Regions from separate parts of the Homo sapiens genome. Here region 2 is linked to region 1. Evidence: read pairs that join two places in POLR2A ChIA-PET (ENCODE). Cell type or tissue: PC-9. All regions are shown on one strand. Each heading gives the region's core, and the rest is flanking DNA. Links, peaks and the distances in the headings are about the cores only.

Region 1 (2,904 bases), core at 192-2,691:
GTGTGAGAAATAATGAATTAGACCCTGCTAGGCAGCCCTGACTTCCACTGTCAAGGGCAGAGGCTGCCTACAGGATTTATTCCCACCCTGTGCAGGAGGCTGATCCTGGGACTGAGCCCAGGAGGGTGAGGAGGGCCAAGAAGGGGCCTGGGGAAAAGCTGGAGTGAAAGCACAGGGTCCTGGGACTTACAGGCTGGCAGGGCATGAGGGGGCGGAGTGGGGAGCAGCGGCACCCAGGAGCCTCGAGACCCTGTGGGCCCCTGGAGGGGCTCTCTTGCCTGATTCCAGGGTGCAGCTGTGCTTCCCCATCACAAGGCGTGGCCTACAGGACCCGACTCCAGCTGGAACATCTTCTAGACTCGGCCTTCCAAACATCCTCCCTACTGCCCTTTCAGAGATGACCACAACCACCTACGAACCACCCCACTTCTCAGACTCTCTGCAAGGAGCTCCATGTTTACCTCAGTCATGCCAGACACTCTCTCGCCTCTGGGCTTTAGCACATACTGTTCCTTCTGCTCAGAATGCCTGGGCAAAGCCCTCTGCCTTCTCTGAGACTCAGCTTCAGTCGCCTTGCCTGGGAAGCAGGGTTGGAGCCCTTCCAGTGCCCCCACCACACTCTGGAAGCCATGTTCACTCAGTGCCTTCCCCATATGAAGAAACAGCTGCCTGCCTGACCACCCCAGCCCCACTGAGGGCTCCCCCAGGGCCAGCTTGGGCTCTGATACCTGTCAGGGACTCCAGTCCCCGACATGACACGCATCAACAGTATCTGGAAAGGTTGTGGGCAGGGCTGGCTTCATGGGTGTGCAAGCTGAGGTCACACAGCCCTGCATGGCCACACTTTCATCTGAATCAGAGCTTGCTTCCAACCTAGAAAGGCAGTGGTCTTCAGACAGTCAAAGATCAGATACTCCTTTGTGGACCAGGCAGCACCCATGCTTGCATTGGGCACAACCTGGCACTGTCAATTGCCATTTACACAGCATTTTCTGCACCAAGGCCACTCCCAGCTGGGGCTCTGACACTGGCTGGGCACCCATTTCCCAGGAGAGGAAACCGCTTTGGGCCCCAGTATCGAGGTCCTGCCAGTCCTCAGGTCACTGCTAGACCCCTCGATGACATGCGCATCCTATTCCAAAGGCACCGCAGCCCACAGCTAGAGGGAGGAAATGACTGCACCCCCAGAGGCCTACAGGCATACAAGTTTCGGTAAGCCCAGCAAGCCCGCATCCATCTCACCCCTTGCTTCTGCATCTGACAATTCCACTGGCCTGAGTCACAGTTTCCCCTTGAAACTTAACTGACCACTGAAGGTAAACAAGATTGTGAAAGCAAATGGCCCTTGGGAAGAACCATTCCCACCTGAAGGCTGTTCTTACTTATTTAAGAAGGTGGCCTGGCCATACAGAGGGGCGTGTCTTGCCCCAGTCACACAGCTGGCCGTTTATGCCTGGGACCCAAGACTCTGTGTTCCTGCAGGGCACAGTGGATGGGAACCAGCCCTGGCATTCCATAAATGTTGTTTCTAATCAAATCCCTATCTTGTCCTAGAAACAATAAAACTCATTTAATTCCACCCAAAAGCACGTATAAGTTAGAGTGGTTTTCATACGACAACTTGTAGGGTGCTACAGCTGCCCTGGGAGTGTCCCAAGGCCACCCTGGGCCAGGGCCCACACCGACCTAGGCTCCCTCAACATGTGGCTTCTACAGGGGATGTCCAGAGGCCAGCCACACTCCCTACCCGCGCCACATTTGGCACCTCCACATCTGCTCCCCCAGCAACCACTGAGTGCTGCCTGACTGCCAGGGCTCCATGTAGAGGGTGCAGGGGCTGAGGCTTCCTGTGGTGACTGCGCCCACATGCGTGCGTGCTCTAGAGCAGCTTGCCCCTTTCCTCCTCCTCTTTGCTGCGACTCGGAGGAAGGCAGCATGGTCAACCCCACTGATAGACAAGGACGCTGAAGCTCAGTGTACTCAGGGAACTCACTTGAGCTCACAGGGCCAGCACATAGGTACAAACCCAAGCCCAGTTGCTCTCGAAGCCCTGCTGTCACTTCTTTGTAACACTGCCCCTCAGCTGGAAAGGGCAGGGTATGCTTGAGTGGTGGCTGCACTCAGGCTTTGGGGTGAGCAGGGGAGAGGCTGAATCCTAAGACATCCACCTGGCCTAAGAGCAGGAAGCTGCAGTTGAGGAGCCTGGTTGGGCTGGGGCAGGGCTTGATTTGTGGTCTTGGGCACTAGAGCCCCATCAAAGGGTTGGGAGGCTGCAGGTCAACCTGGGCCCAAGTGGGACTCTAGATGCTTACACCAGGCTTGAAACACACCAAGCACGACCAGACTGAGCTGGCATCTCTATAAAGGGGGCCCACCTCAGCAGTGGGGCAGCACCACTCCTGCCTGTCCCCTTCCTTAGGAAGACACCACTTGGGTTAAAGCCACCATTTCTCCCCTGCTCCAACCATGCCTGGGCCACCCAGTGCCATCCTTGCAGAAGACTGTGTGAAATGCTTAGGCCTATCAGGAGCGCAGACAGACCCACTGTCACAGGTCCAGGCCGCTCTCAGCACAAGAACCTGGCTGTACCCTCTGCCTGGACAGCTGACTGCAGGTCAGGACTCCAGCCAGTCATCCGCTTCTGGAAGCACATGCTGGTAGCAGTTCGTCTAGCTGCAACAGATTCTCAGGGGCCTGATGGAAAAGGGCATGCCATTCACTTGGGGTTTGGGGGTTAAGAACAAGCTCCAAGCTTCCACAGGAAAAAGGCCTGCAGGGGCAGCATCCTCCAACCTGCCAGAGCTTTAGGACACTGAGCATTGATCTCTGACAACAGCACCTGCAGAGAGAAGTCTTCCTGAGTTCCCTGCCTCCTGTGAGGTCAACCTTCCATCTTTGCCTGGC
Region 2 (2,904 bases), core at 240-2,739, 64 kb before region 1:
CTCTTCATTCATTCAACACATATTCCCAGAGTGCCTATTGTGTGCCAGGCACTGTTCTAGGGGAAGAAATACAGTGACCTCTGTTTCCAAAGAGCTTAATATCTTGAAACAACAGCAACAACAAAATTACCTATATAGGAAAAATTATATATATTAATTCAATTCATATCAATATAAAATTAATATATAAATTACATGCATGCAAATATATATTAATATAATTATATAATATTAATCTACATTAATATTATATGACTATATTAGACAACATATGCTATAAAGAAAACAAGGCCAGGTGATGTGATAGAGAAGGCCTGGGTGGGGTAAAGGTCTCGAAGAAGTGAATTTGAGCTAAGACCTTAGCATAAGAAGCAGACAGCTGTGTGAAGACCCACAGAAAGACAGCTCTAAATGGGGCAACTGATAAGTGCAAGCCCTAAGAGGGCAGTAGCTTGGTGAGTCTGGGAATACACCGAGGCAGGAGGGCTACAGCAAGGGTGGGGAGGGAGACAGCAGGGAGGGAGGCTGATATGGTTTGGCTGTGTCCCCATCCAAATCTCATCTTGAATTGTAGCTTCCTTAATTCCCATGTGTTGTGGGAGGGACCTGGTGGGAGATAATTGAATTGTAGGGGTGCTTTCCCCCATACTGGTAGTGAATGAGTCTCACTAGATCTGATTGTTTTATAAGGGGAAACCCCTTTAACTTGGCTCTCATTCTCTCTCTTGCCTGGTGCCATGTAAGACGTGCCTTTCGCCTTCCACCATGATTGTGAAGCCTCCTCAGCCACGCAGAACTGTGAGTCCATTAAACCTCTTTTTTTTAAAAAATAAATTACCCAGTCTTGGGTATGTCTTTATCAGCAGCGTGAAAACGGACTAACACAGAGGTCAAGGCTCGGGCCCCACAGTAGAGTGCAAGGCCCGGAAGTCACTGGAGGAGTTTAGGCAAAGGAGTAACCTGATCTTATCTCTGTTTCTAAAATATCACTGACTACTATACTGGGCAGATTTCTGCATTCACAGTTTGTAAATCAGGAACAGACATAGAAAAGTCTCCAATAAAAGTTCCTGAAATGAACAAACATTCCTACCTATGATCCACTGTCTCTGAGATGAGAGGAAACTGTTCATGGATTTGAAGCAGAGAAATATGTAACATATTTCAGAAGACCTGCCATCAAAAATAGTTAAACTAAAGAGAATTTTGACACTTAGGTTGCAAGCATCCCTGTCTACCGAGTCAGGGTGTACGAACACTCATTTTCTCCCTGGATAAAGGGAGAGTGTGTTGCTAATGGCCCATGAGCCCAGGACCTTTCCTGGAGAGCCATAATACTCAAGTGTTTGTTTAAAGATCATTAACTACCTAACCAGAGGTCAGGGGGCAGAGAAAGTGAGACGCACAGTGTCAAAAGCCACAGCCAAGATCAATCACAAAGAAACAGAAAACATCTCTGAAATGGTCTGAAAAGGCAATAGGAGAATGAGATTTTTGGGAACATTACTCAGAGTCACTGGAGAATATCACCTTACACTAAGCGTCGTCTGCCCAGTGAGGTGGGGCCCAGGTCACAACTCTTCCCTCCCAGGCGCCTGCAGCAGCCTGTGCGGCTTTCTAAAATGTTTCTCTGATAAAGCAATTGTTTGTCACCACCTCCTTTGTGGGCTCCCATCGTCTACCTCATGGCTTTCAAAGCTTGTCATGGTCCTGCCACGAGCAGGAAGATCCTCTGGTCAGCTGGAATTCTATGGGGACTCCCTGTGATGGGTGGCGGTCTCCTGGTACCCCCTCCACCGCCCCACAAGGCAATCTGCTGAAAAGCCTCACTCACAGGGCTGAGCCCCCACTCCTTAGCTCAGCCACCAGGAAGCCTCCACCATGCAGCCCAACTCCACAGCCTTTTCGGCCCCACATTCTCCCCAACCCTGAAAACGTAGCCAAGGGACTCTTGAATGAATCCTTGTAAATGCTGTGCTTCTGAATGTCTCTGTGCTTTGCCCCTGAGGCTGCTCCCTGGGATTTCTTCCACTGGCAAATTCCCATTCGTCCCTAACCCCTGCTCCCATGGACCTCCTAGAAGGGCTTCTCTGATAACTCCAGACACAGCTGACCATCGGAACCTGACTCACTGTTTGGTTACCACTACTTTACAGGTCAGCCCCAGCCTCTGTGTGCCGACAGATTTAAATTATATACGAAACACCCATGAGTTCATTGCCCTTTCCGCCCCTGAACTACATTATCGATAACTCATACCTACCTGTGTGGTCCTCCCCACTCAGCATTCCCACCTGCCCCAGCGGGAGGGTGCCGCTGCCTTGAATTTGGCGCACAGCATTCCCTTTCTTTTTATACACACGTGTGTATGATTGTGTAAAGGCTCACTACATATGTAGTACACATTCCTAATCAGTAATTTGCTTTGTTGTATAAGTTTCTGAACTGTATGAATAAGGCATTGTGCCAGTTATGATACTAAAAACCTGTGCACATAGTGCATGCACCTGCAGCTCATTTGCTGCCGATGCCATCTGCTGCACCTTGTGTATTTAGCACAACCTGGACTCCTATCGATGTGCACTGGGGGTGTTTCCAGTTCTTTGCTGGAAAATGCTGCAATGAATTTCTTCTGTCACAAGGATCCTGCATGGGCACATGTGCAAGGGCTTCTCAAGGACACAGTTCCTGGAGTTGAACTGCTGGATTGCAGGGTGAATGGCTGTTCAACTTTGCTAGGTAGATAAATCAACTTCTATCAATAAGGCCCAAGACACCCCATTGATACACGTCTGCTCCAACATTTGGCACTGCTAGATTTCTTAATTTTGGCCTATCAAATGTGCATCTCTTCCCTTCTAAATCCCGAGACAAGGACTGTGCTCTCCCTATGCTGCGTCCTCA

The links. Peaks named below come from ENCODE experiments on the same cell type or tissue, not always from the same donor. Only the 100,000 strongest peaks of a DNase experiment are listed, where the experiment ranks them.
Region 2: POLR2A ChIA-PET joins it to region 1 with 5 read pairs; 2 of 35 experiments call an interaction of 5 or more read pairs at or near these places.

The regions. Positions count from the first base shown.
Region 1 is chr3:128,273,327-128,276,230 of GRCh38, reverse strand. The region is part of intron 4 of EEFSEC (eukaryotic elongation factor, selenocysteine-tRNA specific); the gene reads right to left. Among named protein-coding and RNA genes, the nearest start is that of EEFSEC, 120 kb to the right of the region's middle. In PC-9, for the core only: no CTCF peak of the experiment used is centred there; DNase peaks (open chromatin) are centred at 860 and 1,270; H3K27ac peaks cover 2,251 bases.
Region 2 is chr3:128,337,694-128,340,597 of GRCh38, reverse strand. The region is part of intron 4 of EEFSEC (eukaryotic elongation factor, selenocysteine-tRNA specific); the gene reads right to left. Among named protein-coding and RNA genes, the nearest start is that of DNAJB8-AS1, 120 kb to the left of the region's middle. In PC-9, for the core only: no CTCF peak of the experiment used is centred there; no DNase peak of the experiment used is centred there.